2 separate regions of the Mus musculus genome follow, and region 2 is linked to region 1. The links are chromatin loops, found by intact Hi-C in ENCODE. Cell type or tissue: left cerebral cortex. All regions are shown on one strand. Links, peaks and the distances in the headings refer to the core of each region. The heading gives the core; the rest is flanking DNA. Region 1 has its middle 19 kb from the start of Gm13001. Region 2 overlaps Gm52681 (a long non-coding RNA gene).

What was found. Peaks named below come from ENCODE experiments on the same cell type or tissue, not always from the same donor. Only the 100,000 strongest peaks of a DNase experiment are listed, where the experiment ranks them.
Region 2: a loop joins it to region 1, with 1.8 times the contacts of the local background. A loop is called at or near these places in 4 of 42 quality-filtered maps.

What each region holds. Positions count from the first base shown.
Region 1 is chr4:137,097,423-137,100,336 of GRCm38, reverse strand. No RefSeq gene overlaps it. Among named protein-coding and RNA genes, the nearest start is that of Gm13001, 19 kb to the left of the region's middle. In left cerebral cortex, for the core only: no CTCF peak of the experiment used is centred there; a DNase peak (open chromatin) is centred at 1,721.
Region 2 is chr4:137,389,905-137,392,818 of GRCm38, reverse strand. Gm52681 (a long non-coding RNA gene) reads right to left here. Exons shown (of 3, transcript XR_003955130.1): 3 at 1,763-2,020. Among named protein-coding and RNA genes, the nearest start is that of Gm52681, 4.2 kb to the right of the region's middle. In left cerebral cortex, for the core only: a CTCF peak has its summit at 1,287 (motif pointing right); no DNase peak of the experiment used is centred there.

The DNA of each region.
Region 1 (2,914 bases), core at 310-2,809:
TCTCTGCTGTGCCTTCCAGGTTACTAGGTTACTCCGCACTGAGTCGGGTCTAGCTGGACTGACTAATGGCCGACTAGCCAGTGCGGAGTGCGGCGGTGCTTCAGGTGGCGTATTGGGAGAGCAGATCTCTTCCCAAGTGTTACAGCTCTTTGGACAGAAGGCTCAGATGACAGAGTAGTTCTCGAACATCTTTGATCCTTCCGGATAGGATTCTTATATACAGTTTGGGGGTGGGTAAGGGTCTGACAACAGGTACTTCTCATTGGTTTGGTCTGAGAACTTTGGGGAAACCTTATTTGCATGTGGAAGGGCTCGGTGGTACTCCTAGTGACTGATGGCCACAAACCTCTCTTCGAGGACTGTAGGAGGCCGTAGCTATGTGACAGGAGCCAGGGACCCAGGAGGCATGGCCGAACACCTGCTGTCCCATGCAGGTGGAAGTCACCACCCAGAGTGTCACTGGGGTTCCAGACCTTTGCTCGACTAGGGACCAGGCTGTCTGTACACAGCCCACTGCTCCACAAGACAGGAAACAAACCCAAAACCATGCTGTTCCTTCCATACAAGGCTGGCTTTGGAAACCATGTCAGTCAGCTCTCTGTCATTGTCACAGAAGACCTGAGAAAGTCCGCTTGACTGAGGAAAAGCATATTTCGGCTCCTGGTTTCTGAGGCCTCAGCCCAGGGTTGTCTGCATCCGGTTGCCTTGGGAGCTGTGATCAGCATGCAAGGCAGGGCAGGAGAATGGAGCTGAACAAAGTTTCTTGCGGCTGACAGTCAGAAAGCAGGAGGACAGACTGTCATTATAGACTGCCCCCAAACACATGAGCCATCAGTAAAAGGTCTGTCTACTGGAGTCAGTTCTCATGACCCACCCCCACCCCAAGTCTCTCCCTCTCAGGACACAAGCTACTTGTGGGTGTTTGAGATCTAACCTGTGATAGTCTCCCCATCCCTCCCCTCTTCCTTCTCCCTCTCCCAGGTTTCTGCTGTGTAGTCCTGGCTGGCTTGGAACTCACTATGTAGATCTCTGCCTGTGCCTGCTGGGTACTGCTTTCTCTTATTTCCCTGCATTTAAGGAAACCAGCCTAGACCCTCTGTTCTTTCCTTGCTCTCCCCATCCTTGGAAAATGAGTCTCCTTGACTTCTCTAGGAGAAAAGGCGCCAAGGACAGGAATCTCCTGGTGGCTTCCTCTAAAGATAACGTCCATCTACCGTGAGGAAAGCTAATCAAACCATCAAATCGTGAGCTAGTACCAGGGAGTCTTCCTCATGATTGAAAAGGGAGCCAGCCCTGATGCACAGGGTAGAAGGGATATTGGAAGTGTGGTAGCAGGGACAGAGGTGAACCGGACAGCAGCATGTGCATAGGTCTCCCTAGCAGTCTAGACAAGGCAGTTCTGGGGGTTTGAGAGCTGCTCAGGGCTGGGTGAGAATCACTGGATGGGCTTGTAAGGCTTTGGAAGTAATGGGAGTTCTGTGTCTTGCACAGCTAGTGACTGCACGCTCTTGTCCATGATTGGTTTGTACACTGGGAAGGGTGGATTTTGTTGTATGTGACTTCTACCTCTGAGGTTCGTGGCTGTCGCTCAGTGGAAGAATGCTTTGCCCAGCATGCTGAAGAGCAAGGGGTCCCTTCCCAGCACTAAAAACTGGTTAGGCCTTGGCAGGAATGGAGTGAGGTCGTCTCTGTAAAGTGCCAGGAACAACCCTGCTGCATGTTAAGCACAATGCAAGTAATTGTTCAACCGTGCCAGCTCAGCTAACGAATGGAACATGCATGGATGTCAATCTGGGACGGTTGTTGGTGTTTTGTTTTTTTTTTAAAGAAACTTTAAAATAAGCAGTTTTATATTTTAAAGCAAGGACCCCGCATTTTCTAAAAATATGATTTTCTGAATCCTCTCAGCTGCTTCTCAACTTCAAACCCAACTCCTCCTCCTCCTCCTCCTCCTCCTCCTCCTCCTCTTCCTCCTCCTCCTCCCCCTCCTCCTCCTCTAGCCCCTCTTGCCACCAACTCCTAACCCACAGCTGTCTGAGGGCTCTGTGTTCTGAGTCAATGTCCCTCACAGCCTTTCCCTCCTTCACCCAGATGACAGCTAAGTCCTTTCTTAACACTCCAATCCAGGTCCTTCTAGGTCATACATTTGTGGTCCTCCAACCCCAGCACAGTGTCTCCTTCACAGCAGAGTTTGCTGAGCCTCTCTGTAGGCTGTCGGCGAGTGTTTGTTGACTGAATGAGTGAAGGGTGGGAGGTGGTTTGGTGAGGCTGGAGTGGTTGAACAGAGAGCAAGGCAGAGATCTAGGGAAAGTCACACAAGCAAGGCTGAACTCCGGAGTACGGAGAGGATCTGGAGAGGCCAAGGCAACCTGAGAGGTCTGCTGGGGTCCTGCCCACCCAGGCAGGGGTGTGGAGTTGACAGATCATAGCATGTGCCCTCGAGGGACCAGGAAGAGACTGTCTGTTCCAAGCCACACTCAGGCGTCAGTAACAGTATTTACCAAGTGTCAATCACGGACTTGCGGTACAGGCTGTTCCAGCTAGATCCATCACCTTCCTTTTCACCCTTGCACAGTCATCCCTTCCCATAAAGATCGGTGTTGCATTGACAGTTTCTGTCTGCACCTAAACAGACAGGAAAAAACCAGCCCCACTGGGGGGTGAGGGGGGCGCGCTCAACAGCAGCTGAGTTAATCAGATTTCCAAGAACTCAGGCTGCCAAAACCCACAGGTCCGATTGGTTCCCATCTGGGAGGCACAAAACACCTTGAAAAAAAATCAAAAATGGCTCGAGCGGGGACGCAGCCACGCCAAGCATACCCACACCTCACCTGAGGACAGAGTGAATGGAGCTTGTCACCCCTGCCATGTGGCTTGTCACCCCTGCCGTGTGTGGCTCCTAGCCAGCCCATGC
Region 2 (2,914 bases), core at 301-2,800, 290 kb before region 1:
AGGAGGTAGTATTCTACTAGCAGCCTTCAGATGAAGATGTAGAACTCTCAGCTCCTCCTGCACCATGCCTGTCTGGATGCTGCCACGTTCCCACCTTGATGATAATGGACTGAATCTTGGAACCTGTAAGCCAGCCCCAATTAAATGTTGTCCCTATATAAGAGTTGCCTTGGTCATGGTGTCTGCTCACAGCAGTAAAACCCAAACTAAGACAGCCACCAAGCTTGATGACCAGAGTTCCATTTAAGAGGCTCTCGAGATAGAAGAGGAGAACCGACTCCTGCGGTTTGTCTTCCGGCCTCCACATGGGCACTGTGGCACAGGAACCTGTGCATGCACACAGACAAAATAGATAAACACATAAATGTAGCTTCAAAAAGAAAAGAAGGTGGGGCTGGAGAGATGGCTCAGCAGTGAAGAGCACTGACTGCTCTTCCAAAGGTCATGAGTTCAATTCCGAGCACTCACGTGGTGGCTCACAACCATCTGTAAAGGGATCTGATGCCCTCTTCTGGTGTGTCTTCTGAAGACAGCTACATTGTACCCATATACATTAAAATAAAATAAATCTTTTTTAAAAAGTAAAGAAGGAAAGGAAAGAGAATGAGAGAGCAAGAGCGAGCAAGAGAGAGCAGGGACCAGCATACCAGTACAGCACTTGCATGCACAAAGCTAGCAGCTCTAAATTCAATCCTAATAACAGCAGTTAACAGTAGTAACACACATGCCTGATAAATAAATGCATAACTCTTTTTTTTTGTTTGTTTGTTTGTTTTTTGAGACAGAGTTTCTCTGTGTAGTCCTGGCTGTCCTGGAACTCACTCTGTAGACCAGGCTGCCCTCAAATTCAGAAATTCACCTGCTTCTGCCTCCCAAGTGCTGGGGTTAAAGGTGTGTGCCACCACTGCCCAGCGCATAACTCTTTTTTAAAAGACTTATTTAATTATTTAATGTATATGAGTACACTGTAACTATACAGATGGTTGTGAGCCATCATGTGGCTGCTAGGAGTTGAACTCAGGACCTCTGCTCCAGATTCGCTCACTCCGGGCCTAAGATTTATTTATTATTACATGTAAGTACACTGTAGCTGTCTTCAGACACACCAGAAGAGAGTATCAGATCTCATTACATATGGTTGTGTGCTACCATGTGGTTGCTGGGATTTGAACTCAGGACCTTTGGAAGAGCAGTCAGTAACTGCTGAGCCATCTCTCCAGCCCATAACTCTTCTTTTTAAAATAATTTTTTAAAAGATTTATTTATTTTATGTTTGAGTGCTCTATATGCATGTACACCTGCATGCCAGAAGAGGGCACCAGAACCCAGTATAGACGGTTGTGAGCCACCAGATGGTTGCTGGGAATTGAACTCAGGATCTCTGGAAGAGCAGCCAGTGCTCTTAATCTCCGAACCATCTCTTCAGCCTTGCATAACTCTTAAAAGAAAAAAAAAAAGACATGAGTGCCTTTAAAAAGGTGTGTGTAGGTGTGTATGTGTGTGTATTCAGGGCTGGAGAAATGGCTCAGCCGTTCTTCCAGAGCATCCTGATTCAATTTCCAGTATCCACATGGCAGTACACAACTGTAACTCCAGTTCCAGGGGGTCCATGGCACCAGACATGGCATGGGTGCGCATATATACATATACATATACATATACATGCATATATATATATACATATATGCATGGAAGCAAGATACCCATACAAATAAAATAAATGAATCTTTTAAAAACATATTTTTAAATTAAAAACATTTACTTTTTTTTTAAAGATTTATTTATTGATTATATGTAAGTACACTGTAGCTGTCTTCAGACACTCCAGAAGAGGGAGTCAGATCTTGTTACGGATGGTTGTGAGCCACCATGTGGTTGCTGGGATTTGAACTCCTGACCTTCGGAAGAGCAGTCAGGTGCTCTTACCCACTGAGCCATCTCACCAGAACATTTACTTTTTTATCCTAGGTGTACGTTCTATCTTCAGTATATATGAATGTGTGCCACATGCACATAGTACCTGAGGGGTGCAGAAGAAGGTATTAGATTCCTTGGAATTAGAACTATAGATGAGTGTGAGCCACCTTATGAGTGCTGAGAACCAAACCCATGTCCTCTGCAAGAGCAGCAAGTGCTTTTTGCCCCTGAGTCATCTCTCTAGATCTTCCTTCTTCTCTTAATTACAAGGATATGGGTCCTTAGCTGATTCTGTCTCTGCTCCCACATCCTAGAATATACTCCTATGGGCTTCCTGTACCTAGTACCCTGCCAAGTCCTAATCACCATGTTACCTCCTCCTACCTCCATCATCATTTCAGCCATCTATGCAGATGGCCTACGTGGCATTATCTCACAGACCCACTGTGGCAGAGGTGGTCCATCATGAGCCAAAACCTCCCCAGGTGGCTGGTGTCGGTCATGAGGATGAAAAGGGACAGATGGCACACTCCTGAGCAGATGGGAATGGTAAGGGCTGCATGGAAGATGCTACATTTGAGCTGGAACCTGGGTGAACAGGACTCAGGAAAGAGAACCACACTTGGGGACCAGCTGTCGATCCCTTCAGGTTTACAAAAATCACAAGAAGAAAGGAGTCCCCGGAGAGGATGGGGAGGCAAGACTGTGGGGTTCTGCATGCAGTGCAAATCTTACCGTGAGGGGCAGGCATTCTGCACGGAGCCACAGCATTTGTACTTTCATACAAATGTCTAAACCTCCAAAATCAGGCCCACTCTTTAGTGCAAAGTGTGTCCCTCCTGGGTAACCCCTACCGTCTGCTGGAGCAGTGCACAGAGAATGCTGGAAGCCTAGGGTGGAGTCTACCCTCCCAATCTGCAGGCAGGGAAACCAGATTGAGTGTGGCGGGAGGTGGAAACATGATTGTAGAGGTGAGGAGGGGGGGGCTCTCCGTTGT